Linked DNA regions of Homo sapiens: all the other regions are linked to region 1. Evidence: chromatin loops called from intact Hi-C (ENCODE). Cell type or tissue: heart left ventricle. All regions are shown on one strand.

Region 1 (2,500 bases):
CAAAATGAACAATTCAACTAACATTCAAATTCACTAACAATAAAAATATTAATTAGGATTATTTTTTGATAGGTGGATTAATTATACAGCTCTTACTTTTCCCCGAATCCCAACTTTTAACAGTAATACATTATGGTTTTATAACAACTCTTTTTTCTAGAAAGCTATTAACCACAATATCGGGAATTTAGTATGATAATTATAGAGTTTCCAAGTGATAAAATCCATGTATACGTGTGTCCAATCATTGATTCACTCAACAATCAATATTCATTGACCATAAAAGGCTAATAACAGCCTGAAGTTACTGTGTGATTAATTTAGTGTTTCACACTCCAAGTTAAAATATTTGACTGTCCAGAAGCCTTTAGTGTGTTTTCTTTCTTTCTTCTAAAGTCTACAACATTTCAATGAAGCGGAATTTACTTGATCATAAATAGATGACCTGCAGGCCATTATTTTTGTAGTAACCAGAAATAGAAACAGCTCTTTGAAAATGATTAACTAGAAGAATACAATGTTTTTCGCTAGTGTGGGAACATACCGCTTTCCTCAATGGAATACATCTGCAATTCTCTTAACCAGCGACAAACCGAAAAAGCAAGTCAGGCTCACAAGAAGGAGTGATAGCCGATGGCTTTATGGCTTTAGTGGAGCATATTTTCCCCTTAATAGATTGATTATTTATTTAAATAAAGCTTTGGATTTAATCTTAATTACATTCTCCTCTTTAGACCCCGAGCTGGGGAGGAAAAGGAAGTGTTGAGATATTCCATGCCACTTTTAGGTCAAAAGATAGAAAGCTCCAAAGATAGGAACTGAGTTCAGAGAAGCAAATAGGAAAACAGATTTAAAAAAATACACAGCAATTGGCATGGTTATAAAATGGTGGTAATTTTGCCTTTCCCAGGAGACATCTGGCAGGTTCTGGAGACATTTTTGGTTGTCACAGTTGGAGAGGAGTGTTTCTGGCGTCTAGTACGTAGGGGCCAGGGACGCTGCTAACCATCCTACCATGCACGCGACGGCTCCACGGCAACGAGATATCCAGCCCCAAATGGCCACGGTGCTGAGGCTGAGAACCTGCTATAAATCTAAACTGTTTTTGCGATACTAGATTCATAAAATATTGCTCAGTGCTAGTGGGAATATACTGGAGATATAAAAGAAAACACCCCTTATCTAAATATCTGCTTAAAGGTTTCTTTCTCATCTAACGATGAATAATTTTTAGGGACAGTTCTTTATCTAAATGCAACTATAAAAAATGATCACAGTCACCAAATTCTTAGTGCATGCTAGGCGCTGTACATTTGCTTCAATCATCCTGTTCAAATTTATTACAACCATATGATGTCAGTGCTATTATTAGCACAGAAAAACAATCATTTATTGCATTGAGTATCCTCTAGAGGTCAGCAGTCACTTGCTCTTCTCTTGGTCCGTAATCGTCAGTAGCATGACCTTGAAATGTGGCTAAAAAAGTCAATGTCAGGAGAACGCACTAAAACTCTGGATGCCATTTGAATGCCCCCGCCCCCAAGAGTTCTGTAGTCCTAAGTGTTAAAAAATACAGGCAAAGGAGACAGGACTTATCAAAGGTATTTAGAGTTAGATGGAAAAGGCACACATAAATCTTAAAAGCTAAAGAAAGGCCAAATCTAATTCAGTGTATGAAGACAGAAAAGAGCAGATTAGGGATCTGAATGACCTGGGCTATCACAGCTCTTCCTCCCTGCATCCTGCCACCCCACACCTTCAAACACACACACTTAAAGGACACTGATACAGTGACCTTAACAGAGCTCTGTGTATCTCCTTATAGTCATCGACAAGGATTTATTCAGCATCTGGGCCAATATTTCTGGCTGTTATATAATCTTAACTGGCTGAGCTAGGATGATATAAATTATTCCTTTGTGGGCAAGTCCAGAAAAATTTATAATTAAAAGCAGAGCTATTTCAATGACTAAACAAATATAAATAATATTTTTTTATGTAAAGGAGCTTGTGCATATTTCACATTTTACATATTTTTAGTGTTTAAGAGAGTTCGGCTCAATAGAAACAGATCAGTCATTTAATTCCAATTTAAAATGTGTGACTGAGTAGTTGGTTTAGATTTGAGATTTTAAGTTGCAAACTTATGAATTTTATATACTTTATTAATCATTTAGAAGGTCTTAAATTTCACCATATTTATCATTTTAATTTGTTTCCTAAGATTTACCTACTTGGGAAATTTCTGTTAGTCAGACAACTTACAGGCTTAAAAAAGATAAGAAGCATCAAATATATAAATGCATTTCAAAAGGTGTGGGATTGAAAGAGGAATAGAGTAGTTTAAAGTAAATACTGACATACCCAGAAGTATAGAAGGGGACTATCATTGGAGAAGAAAAGTCAGCTCTGCCCAGGAGTAAAAGAAATGAAGTGCTCCATCCCCAAGAGTAACACACTTCCTAAGTCAGGTGACTGTAGGGGTCCCTACCAGGCGGTT
Region 2 (2,500 bases), 160 kb before region 1:
TCTCCATTGATTGAGACCTGTCACAGAGACAGGTCTTGCTTGCTACCAGAGGGTGACCGTTGAGCCAGATTCCACTGTCCCTGAGAGTCCCCCTGCCCCTCCGGCCCTAGGCTTCTTTGTACATTAAACAGCAAGTCTGCAGGGTGCCTTTCAATTCTAACACATTATTCTCCCGCCAGCTGCGGTCATGTTCAGATTTGCAATGTTCCCCTTCGCCACCATGACAGCTTCTTCCTACCCAAAACTATAATTATATGTTTTCAGAAGGCCCATTTTCTATGTGAGAAATTTCAGCAAAACATCTCAAAACATCATGTTCCATCATCTTAACTATTAGAGATAAAAGAGCTCTTAGCGAGCAAATCCAACCCTCGCATTTTAAAATGAAAAACGGAAGCCCAGCAATTTTGTGTCTCACTCAAGGTCACAGAGAGCAGCGTGGCGGGGAGCTGCACCTGCAGCTTCTAGCTCCTTGTCTGGCACTTAAATCCAGTTACACCCTGGCCCTGGTTCTGATACAAGAAAAACCCTATTGAAACCTTAGGGAATTATTTTTCACTTTAGATGGCAGTTTTCGATTGCTATTTTACAGCTAGGAAAAGATAAGTATATTTTTTAAAGAAGCAAACACAACTGTAAAGTCAATCTCCTTCTTCACTTCGGCTATTTAAAGCAAGTTACGTGAATTCTCCGGGTGACTGATAAGAGAAGGCACGCATTTCTGGCATCCCTTACTAACACACCAGTGCACCAGAAAAGTATTGACTGATGGCTCCAGACACTAATAAGTCCAGAGTCTGTTCCTAGGAAAATGCTCTGCATGCGTCATTAAGGCTATTTTCAGGCTTGCTGTCTTGAACTGAAAGTAAACTAGCACTGGTGATTCTGAATTTAAATGTGATTTCAGTAAGGGAAGGAGCAAGCGCAACATATTTTCAGGGCTTGGGGCCTGGCAATATTTTTTAAAAGGCTGTAATAAATCTATAGACTTTTACAAGATATGACTTTTATAAGTTCTTTGAATAACAACCCAAATATTACCTGTGTATTTATCAATTCATATTAACTTGAATTGAAATACTCCTATCCAAAACAGGCATTTGTTTCCACTGCAGATGGGTCATACCATATTATACCAAGTAGAAATCACCTGTGATACGTTAACAGGCGAGCGGGGCCCCACCTGAAAAGTATTTCACAGAATTGCCAGTGGGTGGAGCTAAAGCGTGGACAATTTTTAGTGATGACCTTCAAAAGCACCACAGTTGATTCTCATACATGTCTTTGATTAAGAACCACTGATATTACCGAACAACAATGCAAATTTGGCTGCACCATTTCAACATATCCCACATTCAGGAATGGAACTCTCCATTGGAAGAAAGAGAGAATGTATTCTACAGCAGCGATGCTCAAATTTGATTTTGCATCATTTTCAGCAGCTGGGGTGGGGCTTGTTGAAAATACAAATGGCACATTTCACCCCAAACCTAATAAACTGAAATGGCTACAGAAAGGTGAGCTCAGGTAGCTACATTTTGAAGCAAGGTATAAAGAATATTTAGAAGCACACAAAATTTGAGAACCAAACCTCTCTGAAATTCTTCCTGAAAGGCTGCTTGTTTTCTAAAGACTGAACTGAAAATAGTAAACCAATACGTTTATTAAGGAGATGTGGTTGTATCAGACACAATTTTAAAACAGACCTAAATTTAAACCAAAGACACTAAAGCTCTTCCACCCACTCCCTAAACCTCCATTGTATGGGTTAACAGGCTAAGGAGGTGGCTTTTATCATGGAACCAAGGTAGGCAAGAAGCGTAGAAAAATGGGCTGGGGGCCAGGCACAGTGGCTCATGCCTGTAATCCCAGCACTTTGGGAGGCCAAGGCGGGCGGATCACCTGAGGTCAGGAATTCAAGACCAGCCTGGCCAACATGGTGAAACCCCATCTGTACTAAAAATACAAAAATTAGCCATGTATGGTGGCGTGCACCTGTAGTCCCAGCTACTCGAGAGGCTGAGGCAAAAGAATCACTTGAACCCAGGAGGTAGAGGTTGCAGTGAGCCGAGATCCCAGCACTGCATTCCAGCCTGGGTGACAGAGCGAGACTCCATGTCAAAAAAAAAAAAAAAAAAAAAAAAAAAAAAAAAGAAGAAAAGTGGGCCGGATATTAAAGGAATTGAGACTCCTTATTCGAGAATGCTTCAGCTAGTCAACCATGGGGCTCAAGACAAGCAGAAAAGAAAGCAAAGCCGGGAAGAGAAACTGAAACCTGTAAGGTGCATATGACATCAAAGAGCAGATGGATAGGAATGGGGGCAGTGAAGGAGCCAGAGAGATGACTGTAATGAAAAAGGGAGATACGGGAGTTGAACACGTCTGGGGTGAGACATATTTGTTACTTTACATGCAGGTCTTCCAAAGGCAGTTAAACAGAAAACAAATGCCTAGTGATGTTAGGATGTTGCTTGAGTAGTATATGATATTTGTAGAGGTA
Region 3 (2,500 bases), 170 kb after region 1:
GACAGGCAAACCTTGGCAAGTGCCCGAGGGGACTGGAGAGCTGTCAGCCCCAGGTGCGCAGCGTGGTCCGGGCAGCTCTGGGGGGATCCGGCAGGGCACCCCCATATTCGCTCCCCTCCTGCCCACCTGCACCCCATCATCCTCACACCCACGCCCACCCCGGCTCGGAGCGTGGCCAGGAGAGTCGGCATCGTAGAAAGCGCTGCGGGAAGCGGGCCCCCTCCCGCCCACCCGGACTCACGATCTTCAGCAGGTCCAGTCCACTCCCCTGATTCATGTCTCTCCATGTGCCTCTCCCGGGAAGGGGCGAGGAGGGCCAGCTGGAGCAACCCGGGAGAAGTCTGGGAGGACTGGCAGGTCTCCCCCGCCCTTCCCCACTGGCTTTTCGGAAGCAGAGAAAAATGGAAGCCGAGGCAGAGCCAGGAAAAGGCGCAAAGGGGCAGGGTCCCCGGCGCCAGGAGAGGAGCAGAGGGTGGGCAGGCGACGAGGGGAGGAGGTGCGAGGCTAGAGATCCCTGCAGTGGAGGCGCCGGGAGAACCCGAGGTCGGTGCCCTGCCCGGCGGCTCACAAAGGAAGGAGAAGGCGCCGCGCTCTCGCTACCTGTGCGGCGGCTCCGAGCGCCCCCGCGGGAGCCACGTTCTCTAGCAGTTCCATCTGGATCTCCTGCGCCACCGCCGCCGCCGCTGTGGGAGGCGACTTGGACATGTCCCTTTGGACCATTGGCGAAAAGTCGGCTCGGAGCGAAGCAGCCAGCCCCCGGCGGCGGGTCCCCTCCTCCTCGCCCCCGCCTCCCCGCGCTCTGATCGGCTCTGGGGGCCGCCCAGGGCTCAGGCCCGGCCGTTCTCGGCGCAGCGCCCCGCAGCGCCCCGGGACTCGGCGCCCTGCTGCCAGGCGCTCAGTGCGCGGGACGGGGCCGGGGCATCGGGCGAAGCGAGCCGCTCGGGAGGCGGGACGCGGGGGCGCGGCTGCGGTGCCTGGGAGAGGGGAGCCCTCAGCGGGGCAGCCGGGGCCGGGAGAGCGGGCGCAGCGCGGCGGGGATCGGAGCCGCGGGCGCCGGGAAAGGTCCTCGCCAGGAGGGGAGGGAACTCCGGGAGCGCGAGCCAGGGGGAGGCGCGTCGGAAAGCGAGAGTGACAAGCAGCCTACAAGCCGAAAAGTTCCTCGCGGGAGGCGCGCGCCGCGTGGGCTCCGACTCAGCCGCTGCGCGTCGCCGTGGCACACAGGCTGAAAAGTTTGCGAAGCCACAGAAGCCAGGCCCGGCGCTCAGGGGGCCTTGATCCTGTTCCCATGGCCCCAGACCACCCCTCAGGAACCCTTAGAGCAGATCTCTTAACTTTGGAGGGGAAGGACGACGGAGGCTGGGTTCCTACACTGAAAGTTTTAAATTTGTAAAGCCTGCTGGCAGCCCGGGAGAGCAAATGTCTGCAAAGAACATCTTCTGGGCAGCTGAAAGCCCTTGCTAATGTCAGTAATAAGGATCCAGAGAAAGAAATGGCATTGATAAAGATCATCAGGTGATCCCACCTGAATCTGCAGCTGGCCTCGTCAACTAGGTGGGAATCCACCCAACCTGAGACCGAATGTTTTGCTTTATGACTGCTGTCTTCATCTTTGCCAAATTAAATTAGCACTTCTTTCCAAACATAATTGAAGTTTGTTGTTGTTGTTGCTTGTTGTTGTTTTAGACGGAGTCTCACTCTGTCGCCCAGGCTGGAGTGCAATGGCGCGATCTCAGCTCACTGCAACCTCCGCCTCCTGGGTTCAAGCGATTCTCTAGCCTCAGCCTCACGAATAGCTGGGATTACAGCCACAGGCCACCAAGCCCAGATAATTTTTGTGTTTTTAGTGCAGACGGGGTTTCACCATGTTGCCCGGGCTGGTCTTGAACTCCTGACCTCAAGTAATCCACCGGCCTCGGCCTCCCAAAGTGCTGGGATCACAGGGGTGGGACACCACGCCAGGCCAGGGTTGAGGTTTTTCTATAGGGGTGAAAAGTCTTAGTGTCACATTTTTGACAAAACAAGCACTTCCTTAAGATCCAGAATTCTTGATAACAGGATAGTGACTATGGTGAGGGTGTTTCACTTACAACATTCCGTTCAGATAGTCCCAAGGAGCCACATTTTTACATGATTGAGTGCAACTTATTTCAACAAATTTTACTACAGTGGAAACTTCTGTAATGAGTTTTCCAGGCATTTTTTTTTTTTTTTTTTTGAGACAGAATTTCACTCTTGTCACCCAGGCAGGAATACAGTGGCACGATCTTGGCTCACTGCAACCTTCGCCTCCTGGGTTCAATCCATTCTCCTGCCTCAGCCTCCCGAGTAGCTGGGATTACAGGTGCACGCCACCACAGCCGGCTAATTTTTTTGTATTTTTAGTAGAGATGGGGTTTCACCACGTTGCCCAGGCTGGTCTCGAACTCCTGACCTCAGGTGATCTGCCCGCCTCTGCCTCCCAAAGTGCTGGGATTACAGATTTGAGCCACTGCATCCAGCC

Evidence for each region. Hi-C counts contacts between places; a loop is a spot of excess contacts. Peaks named below come from ENCODE experiments on the same cell type or tissue, not always from the same donor. Only the 100,000 strongest peaks of a DNase experiment are listed, where the experiment ranks them.
Region 2: it touches region 1 in a loop (2.0-fold over the local background); 6 of 110 quality-filtered maps call a loop at or near these places.
Region 3: a loop joins it to region 1, with 4 times the contacts of the local background. A loop is called at or near these places in 5 of 110 quality-filtered maps.

The regions. Positions count from the first base shown.
Region 1 is chr10:18,311,850-18,314,349 of GRCh38, reverse strand. The region is part of intron 2 of CACNB2 (calcium voltage-gated channel auxiliary subunit beta 2); the gene reads right to left. Among named protein-coding and RNA genes, the nearest start is that of CACNB2-AS2, 52 kb to the right of the region's middle. In heart left ventricle, CTCF peaks have their summits at 1,215 and 1,417 (motif pointing right); no DNase peak of the experiment used is centred here; H3K4me3 peaks cover 499 bases; H3K27ac peaks cover 2,500 bases.
Region 2 is chr10:18,471,875-18,474,374 of GRCh38, reverse strand. All of the region lies in intron 3 of CACNB2 (calcium voltage-gated channel auxiliary subunit beta 2), which reads right to left. Among named protein-coding and RNA genes, the nearest start is that of CACNB2-AS1, 66 kb to the left of the region's middle. RefSeq lists an enhancer at 2,162-2,381. In heart left ventricle, a CTCF peak has its summit at 1,234 (motif pointing right); no DNase peak of the experiment used is centred here; H3K4me3 peaks cover 533 bases; H3K27ac peaks cover 2,402 bases.
Region 3 is chr10:18,138,957-18,141,456 of GRCh38, reverse strand. CACNB2 (calcium voltage-gated channel auxiliary subunit beta 2) reads right to left here and starts at 1,033. Exons shown (of 14, transcript NM_201596.3): 1 at 601-1,033. The coding sequence starts at 720. In heart left ventricle, a CTCF peak has its summit at 1,184; DNase peaks (open chromatin) are centred at 716 and 1,096; H3K4me3 peaks cover 1,607 bases; H3K27ac peaks cover 1,208 bases; H3K27me3 peaks cover 835 bases.